Linked DNA regions of Mus musculus: all the other regions are linked to region 3. The links are chromatin contacts, found by Hi-C in ENCODE. All regions are on one chromosome and are shown on one strand. Each heading gives the region's core, a stretch centred on a gene start or an enhancer-like site at or near the end of the contact. The rest is flanking DNA. Distances are from core to core; before and after follow the strand shown. Region 1 holds the start of Cnrip1 (cannabinoid receptor interacting protein 1). Region 2 holds the start of Pno1 (partner of NOB1 homolog). Region 3 holds the start of Gsdma (gasdermin A). Region 4 overlaps Egfr (epidermal growth factor receptor). Region 5 holds the start of Eldr (Egfr long non-coding downstream RNA). Region 6 holds the start of C1d (C1D nuclear receptor co-repressor). Region 7 overlaps Egfr (epidermal growth factor receptor).

What was found. A loop is a pair of places that touch in the nucleus more often than their neighbours do.
Region 1: a map of T-helper 2 cell shows a loop between it and region 3 (28-fold over the local background). The contact joins the promoter of Cnrip1 here to the promoter of Gsdma in region 3. A Hi-C loop is called at or near these places in 3 of 37 maps with a recorded cell type or tissue (T-helper 1 cell, T-helper 2 cell and regulatory T cell).
Region 2: a map of T-helper 2 cell shows a loop between it and region 3 (26-fold over the local background). The contact joins the promoter of Pno1 here to the promoter of Gsdma in region 3. A Hi-C loop is called at or near these places in 2 of 37 maps with a recorded cell type or tissue (T-helper 1 cell and T-helper 2 cell).
Region 4: a loop to region 3 is called in a map of regulatory T cell, with 31 times the contacts of the local background. The contact joins the enhancer-like site here to the promoter of Gsdma in region 3. A Hi-C loop is called at or near these places in 1 of 37 maps with a recorded cell type or tissue (regulatory T cell).
Region 5: a loop to region 3 is called in a map of T-helper 2 cell, with 25 times the contacts of the local background. The contact joins the promoter of Eldr here to the promoter of Gsdma in region 3. A Hi-C loop is called at or near these places in 2 of 37 maps with a recorded cell type or tissue (T-helper 1 cell and T-helper 2 cell).
Region 6: a map of T-helper 2 cell shows a loop between it and region 3 (30-fold over the local background). The contact joins the promoter of C1d here to the promoter of Gsdma in region 3. A Hi-C loop is called at or near these places in 3 of 37 maps with a recorded cell type or tissue (T-helper 1 cell, T-helper 17 cell and T-helper 2 cell).
Region 7: a map of T-helper 2 cell shows a loop between it and region 3 (27-fold over the local background). The contact joins the enhancer-like site here to the promoter of Gsdma in region 3. A Hi-C loop is called at or near these places in 2 of 37 maps with a recorded cell type or tissue (T-helper 17 cell and T-helper 2 cell).

What each region holds. Positions count from the first base shown.
Region 1 is chr11:17,050,046-17,053,238 of GRCm38, reverse strand. It overlaps Cnrip1 (cannabinoid receptor interacting protein 1), which reads right to left and starts at 1,380. Exons shown (of 3, transcript NM_029861.3): 1 at 891-1,380. The coding sequence starts at 1,069.
Region 2 is chr11:17,210,046-17,212,905 of GRCm38, reverse strand. Pno1 (partner of NOB1 homolog) reads left to right here and starts at 1,317. Exons shown (of 7, transcript NM_025443.2): 1 at 1,317-1,593; 2 at 1,769-1,918. The coding sequence starts at 1,399. Wdr92 (WD repeat domain 92) reads right to left here and starts at 1,013. Exons shown (of 8, transcript NM_178909.4): 1 at 760-1,013. The coding sequence starts at 942.
Region 3 is chr11:98,662,908-98,665,804 of GRCm38, reverse strand. Gsdma (gasdermin A) reads right to left here and starts at 1,454. Exons shown (of 12, transcript NM_021347.4): 1 at 1,367-1,454.
Region 4 is chr11:16,807,675-16,810,775 of GRCm38, reverse strand. The region is part of intron 1 of Egfr (epidermal growth factor receptor); the gene reads right to left. Egfros (a long non-coding RNA gene) reads left to right here. Exons shown (of 3, transcript XR_003949851.1): 3 at 1-1,128. Among named protein-coding and RNA genes, the nearest start is that of Gm39584, 16 kb to the right of the region's middle. Within about 2 kb of position 1,278, at least 1 of the 3 ENCODE cell types and tissues checked has a DNase peak (open chromatin) inside an H3K27ac peak, as active enhancers do.
Region 5 is chr11:16,949,641-16,952,760 of GRCm38, reverse strand. It overlaps Eldr (Egfr long non-coding downstream RNA), which reads left to right and starts at 1,479. Exons shown (of 4, transcript NR_110425.1): 1 at 1,479-1,741; 2 at 1,831-1,879. Fbxo48 (F-box protein 48) reads right to left here and starts at 1,351. Exons shown (of 4, transcript NM_176982.2): 1 at 297-1,351.
Region 6 is chr11:17,256,111-17,259,294 of GRCm38, reverse strand. C1d (C1D nuclear receptor co-repressor) reads right to left here and starts at 1,748. Exons shown (of 5, transcript NM_020558.4): 1 at 1,637-1,748.
Region 7 is chr11:16,847,491-16,850,628 of GRCm38, reverse strand. All of the region lies in intron 1 of Egfr (epidermal growth factor receptor), which reads right to left. Among named protein-coding and RNA genes, the nearest start is that of Egfros, 18 kb to the right of the region's middle. Within about 2 kb of position 1,581, at least 1 of the 3 ENCODE cell types and tissues checked has a DNase peak (open chromatin) inside an H3K27ac peak, as active enhancers do.

The sequences.
Region 1 (3,193 bases), core at 131-2,630, about 82 Mb after region 3:
GGACTCTAACATCAAAACTGAGGCAAACAAAACCTTTCTTCAGTAAGCTGATTTTGTCAGGGTATTTTATCACAGCCATAGGAAAAGAAACTAAGACCCATATGTGATCTTTTTTTTTTTTTTTTTTTTTTTTTAACTGCCACCATTCTCTTCTACAGTCTTCTTGTGAAGATGCTGTTAACCACCACAGAGATCAACACTAGGCTGACCAGGCTGACTGAAAAATTCAGCCAGGAAAGAAAGAAAAGGCACAGTGTATGAAATCCATAAAGGTGAGCCCAGCACAGGCAGTGCCCTCTAATTTGTGCCTGATGCCTCCGCTGACATTAACCCTGGAAGGGAGAACTGGAGAGCATCCTTCTGGGAACCCAGGGACCATCTGTCCACTGAGATTACTCACTCCTCAGCCTCTCTTCCCACTTCCACTTCCGTATTGTCAGCAGAAGCAGGAGAGATTGCAGGATCCAGCAGAGGAGAGACGGGATTGTGGTTCCTGAAACATTCCATGTCTTTCTACCATCGTCCCCACCCTGTCTACCTATGTTTCTCTGTTGTAGGTAGACTAAAGAGAGATTTACAAGAAATCAAAACAAAGCAAACCCTAAAATACAACAACAGCAGCAAAAGCCTCCAAACCTTGGATTCTTGTCGCAGATTTAAAGGGATTTACTGAAATGGGTGGAAGGAATCAGGAATGTAAGACTACAAGCTCAAGGAGGGGGAGTAGCTTAGGGGCAGGGCGTTCATCTCTTGCCCTCATTCCAGGTCCTGCTGAGCATTCGAGAGACTAGAAGGGCCCAGTGGAGGATAGGGATGCCCTGGAGCCTCCATGCTCCTCCCATACCCGGGATGTTATTGCCCTGCCACCACCCGGCACGCCCCACACTCACTCGACCTGCAGTGTTGTGGGCTTAATCTTCACCTCCACCTTGTAGGAGGAGCCGGTGAGCAGCTTGATTGTGCGGTTCTGGCCAAAACGCTGCCCGTCCACCTTGAAGAAAACAGGGCCGTCGTTGGGCTGGATGCGCAGCGCGATGGAAAGGCGCACGAGTCCGGGTAGGTCCCCCATAGTTGGCAACCGAGACTGGAGTGGTGGACAGTGAAGGCTGGAGAGAGCTGCTGCGGCGCTTTGGGCGGAGGGGACAAGCAGGGAGGAAGAGAGAGCGGATGGATGCAGGCCACAGCTAGGAGCGGTCGCCTCTGTCCACCCCAGATTTTGAGAAGCAGCTGTGGCCCTCCACTACACTCAGAAAAGGAGCCGGCCCAAGAGACAGCATGGAGGCAGCAGGCTGCCCCATCCCCCGCTCCCCACGCAGGGCCCTGCACGCACGCGAGGGCTCGCAGTGACTGGACTGGCAGGCTGCCCCGCAAATCAGCACTGCTGGGGGCTAGAGAGTTAATCTTGTTTACGCACCACAATCCCCTTCAGCAGGACTGACGTTTAGGCTCCTCCTAGAACAGCACCGGATGCGAGGAGGATGGGGCGGAGAGGCCCTGGGACCAAGATTAATTGCTACAACAAGGAGCTGAGACCCCAGAGTCTAGGCCCTAAGGGATGTAGATTCACTTTCTGGAGGGTTTGAGCTGAGGTTTGGTGTGAAGTGACTGAGAGGGGAAGTGGAGGCAAGTGGCAGGAAACGGGGTAGGAAACTGCTAGCTAATGATTTAAATTTCAGGAAATGAGTGCATCCTACTGAGAGCAAGGACAAATGGCCCCGAAGGCAGAGCTCATCTCACGTGGAGTGGAAATTACACTAGATTAGGTGGAGATAGAAAGACAGATGCGGTTAGGGAGAAAGGGGGAGCAGGGACAGGTTGAGAGAGTCCTATTTTCATTTTCATTATACATATCTTGGCTTAGAATTGACACTATAATCAATCATATATATATATATATACACACACACACACACAAATCTGGAAGGGTGAGTCTGACCAACTCTGTAAAAAGTAAGGTAGTCTGGTGAGTTAGGTGTAGTGACAATGTCTAAGAAGGATGAGTCAAAGAACTACTGCAGAACATTTCATATGACAGTGCAGAGTCTGCGCTTGCACGCTACATATGATTTTGAAAGGCTTTCTCATAGATGGTGGTTGACAGTTGAAGATGCCAAGCAGCAAAGGGAGACTAGGTGCATGGAAATGAGTTCCTGACGGAGAAAAATGAGTTCCTTCTTCAGCACCACACAGGTGGATAGTACCATAGGCTCCACCTCATACCTGGGAAATGCAGGATACAATTGATGCCTCCCATTGGGACAGATGCGGTTGTTTGCAACTTTGTACTTACACAGGTTAGGCTACTTTTATTTAGTTAATAAGCTATATATATATATGTATAAAAATGATTCTGAGGTATTGGTGTTTATTGTAACTGTTAGCAAAAAAATCAAAACAAAACCTAAATGGACTGCCAATCTATGAATGGTTGAAAAAAGACCCAGCAGCATAAAGAATGGTTGAATGAATTCTCACATATCGAAACTACAGTTGCTATACAACTATTTTAAAGGTGCATCATATTTTACATTGTCTAACCCATGCTCAGACTTAATTACAAGCATGATGAGCAGTGGAAACACAGGATTTGAAACACAAGGGTGGGTTTTTTCTCTATTTTACGTATTACTAAATCTTCAACATGCACAAAACATCACCTGGAACATCAGACATGTCCCCAAAATGTTGAGAGACTTGAATTATTGCTGTGTTTTAACTATGGTCATATGTGAATTCTTCCACATCTAAAAGTATTTAGATTCATAATGATTCACCTATGGTGAGTGCAAAGAGGTGCAAACCTAATTGTAAATAATGTCTATATAGTTTTATCATTTATTTTGAATCTTGGGAGCAACCTTTAACTTAAAAGAAAAGTCCTAGGGCAGACTAGCTATAATCTTGAGGAAGATGGAGAAGAGAAAGAAAATCTATGCTGTTTAAGTTAAGATCCTTTGAGGTCAGCCATGTAGCTTCATAAGTGGTGAGGGGAGCATGAGAGAAAGGGGAAAAGCCCATAGTACCAGAGAAAGCATATGTAGGCTCTGACTAGCATCCAAAAGGAAAAGAAGAGAAGAAAGAGGAAAAAAATTATGCCTTTCCTAGAAAGGTAAACAGACCCAACAGAGTTTTGTGGTAGCCATTGAGCAACTGCACAGAGAATGGAACCTGGAAGGTAAAGTAGATTTCCCTA
Region 2 (2,860 bases), core at 68-2,567, about 81 Mb after region 3:
TTTACGGGGGTTGTGGTTGTTGCAGATAGGGTTTCAAACTGAAATTCTCCTGCTGTTTTCTCTTGATTGCCGTGAGTAAAGGTGTGCAACACCACTTCTAGCTCGTGTTTTTCTTTTTTAAAAAGATAATAAACTACCTTCCACCATTATCACTGAGCTTTCTCACATGCTGTTTTTTGTAAGAAACTTCATACTCTACTCTAAATTTGCTTTAGTTAGTTTCTACTCGTCCTGCATCTGTTTTTACTTTTATAGACCTGCACATTAGAAAACTCATCTTGATGAGTTTACATGTATGTATGCATTCTTGGTCTGGCTGTTGGACTGTCTCCCCCAACAGAAAATAAACTCCATGATATAGCTGGCATTGCAATTCCCATGCCTGGGACTATCAGGCATTGAACTGACACTTCTTGAAAGGATGTGGTATTTACTAGTTCGTCATCAACTTTGTTGTAGGTATCCCGGTGCCTCCTTTGGTTTTGCTTGTATGAAATGTGGGTTTATTGCATATATCTACTAGTAGACTACGACAACTGCTAACAGCCTATAAGGTCCAAGAACGTTGCCACGAAATGTTAACTTCACTTCCCAGAAACCTTGCAACGGACTGCACGGAGGATGGTGGGAGGAAGAGGCTGCAGTGAGAGCCTAGTTTGAAGTATTTCTCAATCTGTCACCTCCTTTCTGTTTCTGCTGGAGCATTGAGGAATCAGACCCTAGATCACGCAAACCCAAACGGTCCAAGCCTGCACCCACCTCCCGCAGCAGCTTGAGGTCCCCGCGCTGGATCTCGTACACCTGGATAACGCCGGTGCCCCGGGCAAAGTTGCCCATCGTCACGAATTTGGCACTGCAGGGCACCCATTTGCTGTCGAACACTGTGTAGTTGAGGCCCTTTTGAATGTGGACAATGATCTGAGGCTTCTCGAAGGTGGACATGGTGTAGATGCAACCAAACGCTAACTTGGTAACCAGACTGCAAACAGATCAGGGGCAGTTTGTCCCTCCCTAGCCGCATTCTACCCGGAAGCCTTAGCAAGTTGGGCTTGGATGCCTCCGAAAATGCCGTGTGAGCTACTGAGACCGCAACAGATGCTTCTCCACACATGGCACAAGCTAATTTACTGCCGTTACCACAACGACTTTACATAGACACAGTAAAGACTGTGAATGCTTCGGCTGCGAGCGTATGAGGGCACGGAGACATTAGCAAACAGGCATATCCCAGGACAGCAATTCCGAAACGCGGACCAATCCAGCCTTAGGCCCCTGGCATGGACCCCGCCTAGGAAAAGGGGTGGTGTCTTCAAATCGATTGGTGGAGGCTGGCGCATGCGCTGTACAACCACGCACGTGTTCCTCTAGTCGTACTTGCCGGGATTGATCTTGGCCGAGATGGAGACGCAAAGCACCGGAACGGAGGACGGCTTTACTCCCGTCACGCACAGAGGGGGCCGCCGGGCGAAGAAACGACAGGCTGAGCAGTCGTCAGCGGCGGGACAGGATGGAGAAGCCGGACGCATGGACACGGAGGAGGCGCGGCCGGCGAAGAGGCCGGTCTTCCCGCCGCTCTCCGGGGATCAGCTCCTGGTGGGGATCAGGACGGGACGGGACGGGGCGGGGCGGGGCCCGGGCGTCCAGGTGAAAGGGTCGGTTCTCGGTTTTGTTTTGTTTTGTTGTTTTGGGGGGTTTGTTTGTTTGTTTGTTTTTTCGCCTAGGCCCGCATCTCTCAGTCGCCTCCTGAGTGTGTATGTTTTTATTGCAGACTGGGAAAGAAGAAACGAGGAAAATTCCCGTCCCAGGTAACAGATACACACCGTTGAAAGAAAACTGGATGAAGATATTTACTCCGATTGTAGAACATTTGGGACTTCAGATACGCTTTAACCTGAAATCAAGGAATGTAGAAATCAGGGTAAGGAAGAGGGTAGCCATTTCGTAGCCTACCATTTCGTAGTTTCAGCCTTAATAAAAGTAGACAATGATACACGGTAGTGCCTAAACAAGTGGTAATTGTAGGTACTTTCTTCAGTGTAAGTGCTCTTTTTGGAGGAAACGTGTGCCACTTAGAAAAAAATGTAAATTAATTCCTTTATTTTTTTTTCAGTAGATCTTCGGTGTCAGTGCCAAATTAATTTTCCCATATCACAATGCTTTTATTATGGTATTCTAGCCTCCTCGGCATTCCTAAGGGATAAAGGCCAGACACTTGACTAAGCCTGCCTTTCAAGTAGGAGACCCAGTTGTGTTTGTTTCCCTTTTTTTTGTTTTTTTTTGTTTTTGGTTTTTTTTTCCCCTGCCAGTATCTTTGGTGGCTCTGGTCTCTGGAGAAGGCCACTTTCTCTGCTGTCTTCTTACTTCAGTTCCAGTCAGCTTTCAAGAGAACTCAAGCTCTCTTCAGAAGTTTATACATTTCTGTTCTACTTTAGCTGCCTTGTTTACTGCAGGGTCATTGGTTTGTGTTCTTAGTATTTGCTGATACCATATATCAGATGCACAGTGATAGCTTAACGTATACCACATCATTTGTTCCTTAAGGTATGACATAGATGATATACACCCATAGACATGAGAGTGCTGGAGGATTAGGCAGGGGTGAGAAAACTTAAATCCTAGATGTTCATGGGACTTGCCGAGAGTCATACATAGGGTGAGAGCCAGAGTCTGGGGCTTTGTGGCTTTGTTCTTGTTTTATTTTTGTTTTCTTTCTTTCTTTTTCTTTCTTTCTTTCTTTCTTTCTTTTTTCTTTCTTTCTTCCTTTCTTTTTTTTTTCTTTGAGACTAGGCTTCACTCTGTAGCTCTAGCTAGCCTGGAACTTGGAGAGATCTGAAGGGTATGGGACCTAAAGGCATGTGCT
Region 3 (2,897 bases), core at 205-2,704:
TGTTCACTTCTTCACAGAACAGAGCCCAGTTAGAGTCTGTCATCAGCAAGGGAAGGGAAGTGTCCTGTCACACTAAGGGACAGTTGAAACTAGGACCTGTGGACACTAGGGAAAGAAGCAACCGCACTGGGCCCAGGAGCCTGGGCAGTCAGAGCTGGGCAGCTTCCCCAGTTGCCCTTTCCTTGGCAAGGCTACACTTGTTTGCACCCTCCATTTCCTTCCCACCCACCTCCTAGCAACACCAGTATAAGTGGGCAAATTTCCTAGTTCCTCTCTCCCAACTACTTCTTTGCCTTTGTTAGTTCTGCTTACGATATATCCCCTTTCCAATAGAAAGAATTCGTATTTGTCCTATAAGACTCAACTGAAGGACTGGAGAGATGGCTCAGCAGTTAAGAGCACAGACTGCTCTTCTGGAGGTCCTGAGTTCAAATCCCAGCAACCACGTGGTGGCTCACAACCATCCATAATGAGATCTGAGCTACAGTGTACTTATAATCAATCAATCAATCAATCAATCAATCAATCAATCTTTGGACTCTGAGCAAGCAGGACTGGAGTAAGAAGGAAAAAAAAAGACTCAACTCATGTCACCTGCTCACCCCTTTACTCCTTTGGGCATTTTGGTGACTCTGCCTGCATTCCCAAGGCATCTTGTATATCCACTTCTGAAACACCTGCTAATTCATCTTGTTACCATCCATCTGTTCACCTGACTGCCTTGCCTACTCAACTGTGACTTTCCTGAGGGCAGGAAATGGGCCTGAGTCACCTCTACAGCATCAGCACCATGTCTGGTAGAAACAAGGATAGAAAGAGTGAGCTTGGTCCTGGGAGACATGCTGGAGGGAGAGGGACCAAGAGGATGTGGGGCCTGCAAGGATCACAAGTTTGACAGTTTAGGACTCTGTCTTTGAAGTCGAGGTATCTCACCTGGGGATCCAGGAGACACACCCAGGTTTTCCTGGTGGGTGGAAGAGATCAGACACATCAGCTAGCCTCCATGGGCCTCACCTTTCTGTAGTACTTGACAGAGGCAGGGAAACAGGAAGGAGCACACAGAGATGTTGGGGCCATCCTGCCATCTACAATATACTTTCCAGCCCTTGTTCCTGGAAGGGTTGGGATGGCCTATGTCCCTCCAGAGACCAACTGAGTGTACCTAGAAGGACCTACCCTTCACCAGAGTGGCACTCAAAGGGCTGCCTCTCTTCTCTCTAAGGCCTACTATGAGTCCTACCCCCAGTAAAATGCAGGGAGATTTATGGCCATGATAAAGGATAAGAAATCCCATGCCCATTTGGCCCCAACCTTCCCCTGGTTCCCCAGAATGTCCCCCTGCCTCCTCAGCCATCATTGATCTTACCAGGGAAGGGTGATGCTGGATCCTGTCTGGCAGCTGGTGTGTGGTGAGGAACCAGAGCTCGTTCTGTCTATAGGGTGAGGGAATGACTGGCTGTCCTTTATCAGGACTGGCTGCTTTATGCCTCCATGGAGGCGGGGATGTAAGCTCCCACAGACCCCGCCTCCCACAATGACCCCACCCCTTTTTGTTCCACTTCCAGGAGAACAGCATCAACCTGTTTGAAGTGCCCCGCCTCAGGTCCTGTGGGGGTGGGTAAAAAGATGCCAGGCAGGTGTCTGTGTTGCTGGGGCTGAGACAGAAAGAAGGGGGACTGAAAGTTTGCTTATAGACTGGGGAGGAAGGGAGGCAGTGGGAATTGGCTGTGTGCGTGTGTGTATGCACTTATGCTTATTTGTGTGTGAGTGTGCATGTGAGTGTGTGTGTGTGTACTCATGCATGCGTGTAATTGTGTGCAGGGGTGATACAGGGTGGATCACTGCCCTGATGTCATCTGGAAGCACCTGCCATTCATCTGAGGCCTTGTGGAAATGATAAGTGATAAGAAATCCTGTATGTTCAGGGACTACAGGCAGCAGAGCAGCTGAAAATCTGCCCTTCAACTTTGTATGCATCAGCCTGCTGATTCTTACCTCTCTCTATGTGTATATGTGCCTTGGCTACACATGCATAACTTGGTACCAGTATGCACAGAAGTCTGAGGAGGCAGGATAGAGTGAGCTCATATGGCCTTCTATAATTTGGAAGCATCTCTAAGTATATGGAATATATGCTCACACACAGGCAGAGGTGGATCTCAGCGGTGAGATGACGGACAGCCCAGGATGTATGCTGTGGGCGTTCAGCTGTCTCCCTGTAGGTCATTCAGGAACTTTCTCTCTCTCTCTCTCTCTCTCTCTCTCTCTCTCTCTCTCTCTCTCTCTCTCTCTCTCTCTCTCTCTCTCATGTTAGTGCACTGCTGCTCTCTTCAGACATACCAGAAGAGGACTACATATTCTATTACTGATGGTTGTGAGCCACCATGTGGTTGCTGGGATTTGAATTCAGGACCTCTGGAGGAGCAGTCAGTGCTCTTAACCTCTGAGCCATCTCTCCAGCCCCCATTATCTTATTAAAGTTGCTCCTTGGAAATCACTTAAAAGAGGATTCTACACACACAGGCAGGTCTCTAAATTACAATTTATGTGATTTACTGCAAGGCCATATGAAGAAGCAGTTTCCTGGAGATTTCCTTAGGGACTGGTAGGAGTGAGGAAAGAGTCTCACACTCTGCAAAAATATCTTTAAAACTTTATTACTTTACTTTCTCAGAATCCTTCCACACTTTGTTCTGCCTCTCTGGTCCCCATCCTTCACCCCTTTTCTTTCCTCCATTCCCTTCCACTTCTCACCTGGCACAGCTATCAGCATCTTAGACAGACAGCTCTAGCTCCTGTTTGCTGTCAGGTGCCCATCCCCCTTAGGAAAGGTGGAGTTGGGTTCTTGGGTGTGTGGGATGGTTTTGTTATATGACAGTACAAGTGCAGAAGTGTGG
Region 4 (3,101 bases), core at 29-2,528, about 82 Mb after region 3:
GCCTGGCGGTTGACTTTAAAATTACTCTGGAATTACCCCCATGGATTCTGAACAACTACCAGTGTGGCCAGGGCTTCATAATCTATAAGGTAGCTGTGCATTGCAGGCGTGGGGCCTGCACACTGGTGGATCTCTACTGATTATGCTGTGTGCAACTCTGTTCTAAAGCTTCCAGTGGCATCCTCCTAAAACCTGCCACCCATCTTGCCTTTAACGGACTGCAGACTCTTCCTGGGGTCTTCTGGACAAAGGGGCCCTCCCCAAGTCTACCCTACCTTCGATCAGCCATAGCTGCAGTAGAACACAGACTGGAAAATAAAATGATTTCCTTTGCTTCTATTTCCCTGGGAGCTCTACCATCTGTTTCCACTAAGGAAAGAAGCACAAAAGAAGGGAGGATACTACTTTCTGGGCTGGAGATGCTTCCCTGAGCTGTGACTCAGGTCTGCCCAGGGCAAGAATATGCCAGGGAGGCTGGCCTTAACTGGGTGCGTGCTTGTTCATCCAGATAAACCAAGTTGGGAGGGTTCCAACCTGTCACAGCACCACAAATGGCATGTTAGAAAGACTGAGCTCTCTTTTCCATCAAGGTTGGAGCTTATTTTTGCTTCTAGGAATCACAAATCCTTGGTGCCGATAAAACATTTTACCACACGTTGTAAATGTTTTGCATGTGGGCCAAGCTTTGGTGAGAGAAGGCTCCTGTTTTTTCTTCTGCACAGTATCTATGGCCAGAATGCACTTTTCTGAGAACCGTCTCTAACCATATAACCCCAGTAGGTAGGTACCTGTATGACCAGGGATGCTCTGGTGCTAAGTGAGCACCTTTACTGATGTTGGCCAATTCAATGAGATATGATGAGTTAAGAGGCTGAGCACTAGAGCCCAGAAGCTGGGAATACCCAAGATACAGGTAGAGGAGGAAATGGTTCCCATCTGCACACGCACAGTGATGACAGGTTGGGGGTGGGGTGGGATAGGTTGTGTTTCCAGGTCTCAGTTGCACAGTGAAACAGTAAAAAGGCTAAGTAAACTCTGGCCATCAGATAATGGGCCATTATAACTCTGGATGACTTCCTGAATAGTCTAAAACATGGCTTTCTCATTTCCTGCCTACAAGACAAAGATATATTCTGACAGCGCTGTGAGCAAAGAGACACTGAAGGCTGGAGCTGGTCTGGGAGAGCGAGCAGGCAGCAGCCAGTCCCTAGTTTGTGCAGTCAGCGTCTAGCTGGACCTACCTGCCGCACAGCAGGCCAGGGACAGACAGCAGGGCAAGGAAATCCAGGCACAGAGGTGCAAGGGAGAAAAGGGAAGGGCGAGCCACTATGTAGCCGCTCCCATTAAAACAGAAAACTCTGCTATGCTTGGTTTTAGTCCAAGCTCCTGCCAGGAAGGAGCTGGCTCACAAAAAAGCCACAGCTTCATTTTTTCCCATACTCAAGTCTTTCAAGGGCTCGATTCCTCTAAGCTAGCAAAATCATCCCCCTACCTCACCCCTCACCATGCCACGCCTTCTTCCTCCCTTTCCTCCCATGTCTCCCTCCTTCCCTTTCTCTCCCTGACTGGCTCTTTTAGGTTACCACAGACTTAAGAGTGTGTAGCCATAACCTTGTTAAGTCTCCGAGTGTCTGCGTCTGGCTGTGAGAATGCTCTGGTTTGAGATTCCCAACCACTAGGTCTGTGAAATGACCAGTGTGGGAACCAGGAGGCAATGAAAAACCCAGATAATTCATTTTTAAAAGTCTCTATTTCGGGGCCTGGTACACCTTAAGTACTTGACACATAGCTACTGTAATGCTAGTATTAGCTTTTTAGACTATTTCTGAGACATTATGGAGAAAAATATTATCAGCTATGGGAGGGAATACTCCCATTTACAGAGTGCAGCAAAGTGGAACAAATATACAGGAGTCATGGTGGGGCTCTTCGAAGACCTAGCATTTGAGGCGGCCAGTGCATGTGTAGGTCTAAAGCCCGAGAGCCTTTCCTGTGTGCATGCTGAATCTCTGGAAAGATAGATGGATGCTTGCAAAGGCATGCAGAAGACCAGAACTGTGTTGAGGTTTTGGAAAAATCAAAGGAGCTTACATGAATGCCGCATATTTGGCCACCTAGAAAAGCAAATGGCTGACTATAACCTCTGAGACATTGAGTCTCATACTGCTAATGACTAAGCCATTAGCTACAATCTGATAGGTGCCTTCACCGTTTTCCACAGGGAACATTTGTGGAGCTGCTTACAGTTCGGCAGGATGATGGTTGCTGGAGGAGCTCTCCACTTCTGAAGGTTATGATAGCCTGCCTTCTGCCTACTGCCTACCTGAGGCAGAGGATATGCAGAAGGAAACGTGAGACTCATCCTGGATTTGGTCTATCTTTCAGGGGATCATCCTCTTGGTTAAGTTTTTGTTTACTTAGTCATCATTTTGTGTCTGACTGCTGAAGACATGTGGCTAAGCTCCTTTGGGGTTTAGAGAAATGTTTCATTTGGAGAACCTCAATGGAGGTTCACAATGGGTGGACATCAGAGCCTGATGGGTTCCTGAAGCCTGCACACCATTGCTTTCCTTGGAAGGCCAAAGTCCAATACATCAAATTCCCACCTCAGAGCAGCCTTTCAGACATCTGATGACAGCTCTTACAACATCCTCAATGGTTTAGAATGTAAACATCTGTCAAGGCCCCCACGCTAAAGCCTTTCTGTTGTATATTGTTGTGCTATTTTGAAGTAGAGCCTTGTGAAAGGAGGCTCATTAGTGGTGGCCCCCTTTTCTGTTCTCCCTTTTGCTTTATGGCTACCATGTACATGGCTCCTGCTGTTTGTACTTTTTCACCACAGGCCCAGAAGCAACTGAGTGACTGAGCTTGGATAGAAACTTATGAAATTGTAAACCAGGACTTCCTTTGCTTTCCGATGCTGGTTTTTATAGGTATGATTCCTCCGTGGCATAAAGCTGAACGGTGAGCCTCCTTAATTTTCTCAAAGGCAAGCATCCCAGTTCATGGTTACATTGTGATTTCTTCCTAGTGACTTCATTGTCCTCTGACCATCCCAACTTTTGACATCCCTATCTAGCATAGCCTCAGAGTTTAACACT
Region 5 (3,120 bases), core at 230-2,729, about 82 Mb after region 3:
GTCTCATATATTCAATTACACTTCAAGAGTGGTGTCTTAGAAATCAATCTATCTTATGTGCCTAATTATGAGCTAAGGATCACTGTCCCCAAATCTATTACTGAGTGACAAGTACAATCTAAGTAGTTCATAATTCAGCTAGGAATAGTATATAGCTATAGATGTAAAGCCTTATTCCAGCTAATGTTCTCAAGGACCACAGTGGAAGCTTCTGGAAGCTTCAAGGCTGCACACATCATCCTGGGCCATGTTGCAATATAAGCACAATTTGTGTTTACCTACTTTATAATACTTACAGTTCCTTTTGTGGTGGAGAATCAGGATACAATAGGCATTTGATGTATAGCTAAATATCTCTTCATTCAGTGACTAACAATTCCCTTTTCAGATGCACTACTCGAGTCTTTGTAGTTAGTAACATCATGGTGACTACCTTTGGTTAGGCTGTTTATGATCCAAACTGGTTGTGGTTAGAACTGTAATGTCTGAACTGAACAGGGGCTTCCTTTAGAAATAGAAAATAGAAAGCAACTTGGTGTGCAAAAACAAGACAAAACCCACAAGATCAAGTATTTGCAACGAACCTTCTCCCCTCCTACCACTGGTACAAACTAAAGGCAAAGTGTCATCTTTGAAACTAAGTTTCTATTAGGAGGTTACACTACACTCAGATGTTTGCTGTTTCTCCCAGGCTCTCCCTAGGAATAAAATCTTTCCTTCTGTCAAAGGAATTCCACAAGAGGCAGGAAGTTTTTCAATTGAACATTCTGTGGTGCCTTGGTCATATTCCCAAAAATCTCACTAGGAATCTTCTAAATTATCTCTCTTGAATGCCTCGAAAGCTATTCCTTGTATGTCGCCTCTTTTTGAACCAACCTTGCGGAAATATTGCGTTAGCTTGCGGTCCTCCCACCTCCTTTTCAAAGATCTGCTTCTATGTATGTGTATTGCCGGTTTGCTTGCAAACAAGTCTCAGCACACAGTGCGTGCGCTGCCCGCAGGAGCCAAAAGGGGGGTGGGATCCCCGAAATGGAGTAACAGTCAGTGGCAAGACCCCTCTGTGGACACTGGGAACTAAACCTGGGTCTTTGAGAAGAGCGGTCACTCTGGGCCACCTCCAGCCCCTCCATCCACCGTCCTGTCAAATGTCACTAGGAGTGAGCAAACCGAGAAAGAGCATCGTCGGGCAAGACTAGTTCTCAGGGAGCCCACACCAGTCCTGGCGAGCGCAACCACATCCCTGTGCTGTGAGGACAGGCAGGAGAAGCGACCGACCACAGCTGAGCACGCTGGTCCCTGTGCAGGGAAGGGCAGAGCTGCCTCTCCTACCTAAAGGCGCGGTGCCGGCTCCTCCCGCGATTTCAGTCCTCCGGATTTGAATCTTTTCCGGAAGGCCTTCATGTCCCGCCCTCTCAAGCCTCGCTCCACCCATTTGCATGCGCGGTGCCTTCTGGGATTGGTAGTTTACCCTGCGTTTCATCACCGTAAGGGAAGGAAAGAAAGGAGGCCCAAGTCACTGCAAGGTCCAGCGTCCCCGCTGAGTGACAGCGGGCACATGGGCGGGACTTAAAAGAGCGGGACTTACAAAGGGCGGGACTTACAAAGGGCGGGACTTGCAAAGGGCGGGACTCCCAAAGTGCTTTGGTAGCTAGCGAGGGCTTTGAGACGGCCGAGAGTTTGAGCGCCAAGGCTCTCTCTCCCCAGGGGACTCTGCAACCTGACTAGGTGCTCCTTCCCTGAGGTGTGTGCTCGACAAAGGTTGCTGAAAAAGTTCACGTTGAAATTTTTTTTGATGATAATATCGTGTTACTCATTTCCTTTGTTTCTTAGCATAGTAACATTCCAGGGAGCTGCCCGGGGAAGCTTAACGCTCGATGCGGTATGTATTCTATCTAGTAGCATCTTGCAAAAATATAGTGAAATATCAAGGACTACCGAGACTGCTATATACGATGGAATTGCAAACCTTTCAGCTTATGTGGTTATTAAGTTAGCTGAACATTGTAGTTTTGTTCCCAGAGAAGATATTTGCTAGCATTCAACATTTACCCCTTGCCAGTCTTTCGTGCAGTTCTGTATTTCTCTAAGACTGCTTTTGCATATTACACCCTTACGGCCTTTAGTTTGAACATTCTATATGTCTCTGATTATAAAGATGTTGAAGCTAAGAGATACTTGTTTACTTAGGCCTAATGGCAGAAAGCATCCTGGGGAACTTTCCAGGATGTACATATATATACATAGAAACGCTCAATATCCCCTGTTATGGATTCAAGAAACTGTGACTCCCCTGGGAAGACACATTTAAGAGCGGACTACCTCGTGTATTGAGCTTCTTCACATTCCCAGTTAATGTCTGAAATAAGAAGTCAGAGACTTACCAGAAGGAACAGACCTTGGGGTGAGAGCTGAGGGAAGGGAGCTGCTTTCATAAAAAACACCAATCCGATCAAAGCCATACATCCCACTAGCTGGCATAAGAAAGCCTATAGCTTTCTATAGAAGATATGAGTCAGAAATACAAGGAAAGAGGAAATGGTGTGTGTGTATGTGGTGGTGGTGGTGGGGGGGTGGGGGGAAGGGGGCACCATTTGGTGTGTGCTGGTTGGTTTTTGTCAACTTGACACCTTGGAAGAAGGAACCTCAAATGAGGAATTGTCTCACTCGGACTGGACTGTAGGCAAGTTTATGGTGGCATTTTCTTGATGATAGATCTATGGCGAGCCCAGCCCACTGTGGGCAGTATTGCCGCAGACTATCGCCTTTTTGGGTCTCCTATCTGTGTGGAACGGGTCTCTGGTTGCAGGTGGACAAGGAGTCGGCGAATGACAAACAGAAGCGACAGATGAGATTGTGTAGAATCTGAATGTAATTTGTCAAATCGAGCATCAAACTTTTTATACAGAAGAAAATAGGGAAGTTGGGTGACATACCGGCAAGGTACAAAGAGGTTACTGGATTCTTACACAAAACAGAGGAATGCAAACATGGAAGGACCGGCAGGAACCAGTTGGGATAAAATTCAATGCTAACAACTGGGATCAAAAACATCTCCACCTAAGGCCCACTTAATCTTAGAAGCCAGGGTCAAGGGCTTTGTGCCCTTGCCACAGTTCCTAT
Region 6 (3,184 bases), core at 499-2,998, about 81 Mb after region 3:
ACACAAAAATACATGTGCAAAAGTCTAGCAATAAAAATTATATAAATTACAAGGCTGGAGAGATGGCTCAGCAGTTAAGAGCACTTCTCATCTTCCAGAGAACCCAAGCTTGGTTTCCAGCAGCCAGTTTGGGCAGCTCACAACCATCTGTAAGTCCAGCTCCACTGGGTCCTCTGGCCTCTGCTGACACCCACACACATGTGACAAATACACAGAAAGAGACATGAGCACAAACACATGAATAAATAGAAACATTTTAAAGTACATAAATTACAAGGACCTGTTAAGACTGGAGCCACACCAGAATCAACTTCTAATTTAATGCTTACTTCAACATGTTTTCAAAATGAAAGAAAGAAAGCAGCAAAAACTATCTTCTCAAAAATGTGGGGCTTGTTTTTACAATTACCTCTAAAGTAATAATAATACATAAGGTTGTGATGTAGACAAAATAAATATCAATAAAACTCTTAAAGCTATACTCCATTAGTAGAATGCTCAAAGTACTAGTTCATAATATTAGTTATTATTTAAGAAAGTGGAAATAACAAAGAGGTAATCCACTGTAGACTATTCAGAGCCATACATGAAGAGTCAAATGCTTGCAAACAAGTGCTACTGTTTACCCATAGAACTTTTCAAAGTTAAAAACAAGAGAAAACTGCATCCCTATAGGTACCGGAAAGCATCCACAACATCTCTGATTTGGGAATTTCACTTCTATTACTAGAAAACAACAAAAACTGTTCACACTGTCATCTTATCTTGTAACAAAACAATTCAGTCTATCAATTCCACCATCCAGAAGTAGTTTTCTAAAGTTCAATAAGGATAGCTGTCATTTATAAATAAAAACTAACGTTGATACTTAGTTCTGTCTACTCTTAGTCCAAACAGGTTAATAATTACACCACAGACATCTCACCAGGGCAAATACACCTTTTCCAAGCCAAAACTAAATTGTAGTCAACACATTTTAAGTCATTAACGCTATCTTCCAACAGAAATTTGAGCCACGATGAAATTTTCCCAGATGACACTGAAAAATTCCTCTTAATACAATCCGCTACAGCAGAAAGCTGCCGGCCCGGCCCGGTTTCCCACGCCTTTAATCCTAACACCTAAGAGAGGGAGGCTGATCTCGGAGTTCGAGGCCAGCCTGTTCTACAGATCGAGTTCCAGGACAGCCAGGGCTATACTGAGAAACTGTGTCTCGGAAAAGAAAAAGTAAAATTAAGGAAACCCTTGTTTCAAAAGGGCTAACACTGCCACCGCAAGCATTCCGACCTTGGGCGGAACAGGAAGGGCTGCACGCAAAGTTACTTTTTCCACCTTCCATTTTGTCTCCGTTTAGATTTGGAATCAGCTAGAAGCTGATGGCGTTGGGTGTTTTACTTGTCGCTTTTCAACCTCTGAAAGGCAACGTTAACAGTGGCAGCGAAATGAAGACGGTATTGACAGAGAAACTAAAGGCCAAAGCAAAGCCCGAGAGCCGCCACTGCAGGGACTACGCTAGAAGCGAGCAGTCCCGCTCGGCTCCTCCCAGTCGGCCACAGGACGGACGTGATCCCGGGGTGCGGGAAAAGAGACTGTGACGGGAGCACGACAAGCACCCGAACGCGGTTCTGCACAATACCTCAATACCGTGGACGCCTGTCTCCGGGAAATAGGTCGCACGATGATGACGCCATGACACGGCTTCTGCCTGCCGCCCGTGCGTCTCTCCCGGTCGTGCGCGTGCGCACTTCAGTCCCGAGGCTTGCCCCGCCTCTGTCCATCCAGGAGCTAAGTGCAGTGGTCTGTCTGTCTGTCTGTCTGTCTTTCTTTCTTTCTTCTGTCTGTCTGTCTGTCTTTCTTTCTTTCCTTCTTTCCTTCCTTCCTTCCTTCCTCCCTCCCTCCCTCCCCCCTCTCTCTCTTTCTCTTTTTGACACATTTTTTAATTAACTATTTATTTACATTCCAGGCGTTACCCCCCTCCCGGTCCCCCACCCAGTTCCTCACACCATTCTGCTCCCCATCATCTATCTCCCCATCCCCCATTATTGGGGCCTCAAGACCCTTGGGAATTGGACCCATCTTCTCCAACTGAAGCCAGACTAAGCAGACCTCTGCTACATAGGTCCCAGGAGGCTGGGGAATGGGTGGCACTTGGCTCAGCCCATGTATGCTGCCTGGTTGTTGGCTCAGCCTCTGGGAGCCCCCCGGGGTCCGGGTTGGTTGAGACTGCTGATCTTCCTATGGGGTCACCCTCCCCTTCAGCTCCTTCAACCCTTCCTCTAATCCAACCGTAGGGGTCTCTAACCTCAGTCCGACAATGGTTGGGTGTAAGTATCTGCCTCTTTCTCAATCAGCTGTTGGTAGAGCCTCTCAGAGTGGACAGCCATGCTAGGCAAAGAACTTAAAGGTCTCCCGCCAAGGTGGCAAGATTGGAGTCGAAGGCCCTGGCATTTTGTCTAGATTAGGCTTCTTCAAACTGAATGTTCCTTACACCTTTGTCCATTTCTTTGCTTTGATGGAAGTTGGGTCCCTCCGGACCAAACTGTGCACCTCAGATTAATCTTTGGAGGGGCTTCCCTAATATAGTGCCCGATACCTGGTTAGGTGATAGTTATGAAAAATAGTTTCAAAAATTAAATGAGGGTGTGAAGATATGAAAAGTACAAGTTCATATTTTGTGTTGTTTTTGTTTTTGAATGGGTCTCACTGTGTGATATAGCTGACCTTGAATTCAGGATTATCAGTACTAGGGTTACAGGCCGTGCCATCATTCCTAACTGTGTTCGATAGTTTTATGTCAACTTGGCACAGGTCTCCTGAGTGGAAGGAATCTCAATTAAGAAAATGCCCCATAAGGTCAGGTTGTAGGCAGTCCTGCAAGGCATATCATTAGTGATTGACAGGGGAGGGCCCAGCCAATTATGCATGGTGCCATCCTGGACTGGTGGTCCTAGGCTGTCATAAGAAAGTAGGTTGGGCAAGCCATGAGCTCCTGCCTCCAGGTTCCTGTCCTGTTTGAGTCCCTGCCTTTACTTCCTTAGGCAAGAGCGGTAATATGGAAGAGTAAGCCCTAACCCCTTCCTTCCCCAACTTGCTTTTTGGTTATGGTGTTTCCCTGCCACAATAGAAGCCCTAAAACACTAACAAGGTTTTTTTTTTTTTAATATGTATGTATGTATGATGTTTG
Region 7 (3,138 bases), core at 332-2,831, about 82 Mb after region 3:
CTTTAGTTAATCCATCGACCTACATGTTTAATATAGCAGAACAAAGATAGTTGCCAAGAGTGAATCAGAAATACTGACTCAAGGAATCCAATAATCCTTTGAGGAAATGACATGAAACATGTAGTAGCTGTAGAACATCCCATAATGTGAGCCATGCTAAATGAATATAACAAGGCAGCTGGAGGAGATATTACCAAGCTCCAGGTACCAGAAAGAAATACTCCAACTTCCCTTGGTAAACAAGTGAAAACACAACATCAGATCAAAGGAATAAATTGGCTATAAGTGTCAGTGTTGAATTCAGAGACCTTACCAGTGCCTCAATTTTCCACTTGAAAAACTGTGTGTGTGTGTGTGTGTCTTCCATTTTTATGTTTTTTTTTCTCTGCATTCCTCTCCTCCAGATCATTGCCTACATCATTACTTAGGAATATAGTTTACATTATTTATATGAATTATAAATCAAAAGTAATCTTGGACAAGGTGTTTAATTTGCAAGGAAATAAAAGAATTCTGATCCAGAAAATGGGACTGGAAATTAGATTGGAACAAATCTCTGCAGAGAGATTCTGGACAGGGAGCCATGCAGTGCAGTCCTCACCACAAGACAGATTATATGCTTTCCTGTTTTTACTCATGGTTTTCAAAAGTCCGATTTTAATGCACTGTCATATATAAGGTCATCTCTGGAAACATATGCACTTTTATGTTGTTCTACCATGAGCACTAGAAAAACAAGCTAACAAACAAGTACACAGTTCCTCTTATCACAGAAAATAAAAAGAAAGGACAAGACACTGGACCTAAATGAGTAGTTAGCGGTGATGATGCTGAAGTTCAGAAAGAAGGCAACTACTGGAAGAGTAGCTGGGGGATGAAGTAGGCTGAGCATGAACCTATATACCGAGACAGAGCTGCCGGCCAAGACCGAAGGTGCACCCAAGTCCAGCTTCTATTGTTCTTTCAGACTAAGACTGTTCTCTGTACTACAGATGCTTTTAAAAGGGAGAAAAGAATCTTTAAACAAATTGCTGGCCTGATCTCACCAGTGAAAGCAGTGGTAAGCTAGCTGTTAGTCAAGTTACAGAACAAGGCAGGTCTCACAGCTACTTAAAACAGATAGCAGTGTGTGTGTCTTCATCAAAAAAAGTGTTTCAAAATCAAAATGAGAAGAAGAGAGAGAGAGTAAAATAACCCCCTAGATGTTTGACTACAGAGTGACTTGAACCAGACTTTTCCTGGCACTTGTCAGTGGTTACTACACTCGCAGTGACAAGTCAGGACTAAAACCCTGTTTTTCCCTTTATCTGAGAAACTTCCTAATCCCTCTGAGCCTCTTATTTTCATCTATTAAACAGGAACAAAACAATTACTATGACTCTGGGAGGATTTGGTGAGTTGGGAGAGTCCCTGGCAAAGCACGTGATACGTGGAAAACCCTTACTAAACCCCACTGTGGCTTGAATCTGAATTAAATCTGGATCATTTCCCACTAGCGTGAATTGCTTCCTTCCGTTCAAGCGCTCTCAGAGGAGGCTGACCTTCTTGGCCTGCTGCTCACACTGCTGGTGTGTGGCCTTTCTAAGATCTATAAGGTCTTGCCACAGAGGGAGGGATAGCTAATACTGACCACAGCTAACTGCCCACCCGGATGGCAGGGATGTGGCCATGGCCCATCAGGAAGGTGACTGGGCCCAAGTCTTACCAGATGGGGTGTGCTAAGGCACTTGGCAGTAAGAAAGCCAAGCCTCCAAGAGCCTTGCAAAATTCTTTCACAAGGAGTCCCCACTTGCCTCTTGGAATGTTTTCCCCTGTTGTTATTTTTCATTCAGTAACGGGTCTTTCCTGACCCTTTGCAGTGGTTTTCTACGTTGATTATATAAAGACTAGGCTCACAACCAAAACTAAGTTGATTTGGATTTGTGTGCTTTGTTTGCACATGTTTGTATTCAGTTGCCCTTGAAAATGAGCAACCTTTTCACTTACTCCTAGTTAGACTAAGTATCTCTTTGTTTGATTCTTAAATGGGTAAAAGGCTATGGTAGGTTGTAGAGGAGAGCTGAATCTGGCATCGTTCCTCCCAGTAAGGAGGCCTGAGATTCTCTTAGACATCTTGAATTCAAAGCTCATTTTCAGGATTCACTCATTATGGGAAACAAAAACAAAAACAAAAACCTACTCAAAAAACATTAACAACTACCAAATTCTCTCATGAAAAGCCCAAGCCAAGCTCTGTCACATAACAATTTGAACTTGGGCTCCAAAAGCCATCTCAATGGGCTTGCTGTTTTGTTCCTTCTAGGTTGTGGTCACCTTTCTATGGTGGAGGCTATTGAAAAGCTTCTGTAAGGCAAAAGACACCGTCAATAAGACAAAGAGACCACCAACAGATTGGGAAAGGATCTTTACCAGTCCTAAATCAGATAGAAGACTAATATCCAATATATATAAAGAACTCAAGAAGGTGGACTCCAGAAAATCAAATAACCCCATTAAAAATGGGGCTCAGAGCTAAACAAAGAATTCTCACCTGAGGAATACCGAATGGCTGAGAAGTACCTAAAAATGTTCAGCATTCTTAATCATCAGGGAAATGCAAATCAAAACAACACTGAGATTTCACCTCACACCAGTCAGAATGGCTAAGATAAAAAATTCAGGTGACAACAGATGCTGGCGAGGATGTGGAGAAAGAGGAACACTCCTCCATTGTTGGGGGGATTGCAAGCTTGTACAGCCACTCTGGAAATCAGTCTGGCAGTCCCTCAGAAAATTGGTCATAGTACTACCGGAGGATCCCGAAATACCTCTCCTGGGCATATATCCAGAAGATGTTCCAACTGGTAAGAAGGACACATGCTCCACTATGTTCATAGCAGCCTTATTTATAATAGTCAGAAGCTGGAAAGAACCCAGATGCCCCTCAACAGAGAAATGGATACAGAAAATGTGGTACATTTACACAATGGAGTACTACTCAGCTATTAAAAAGAATGAATTTATGAAATTCCTAGCCAAATGGATGGACCTGGAGGGCATCATCCTGAGTGAGGTAACCCAATCACAAAAGAATTCACATGATATGTACTCACTAATAAATGGATATTAGCCCAGAAACTTAGAATACCCAAGATATAA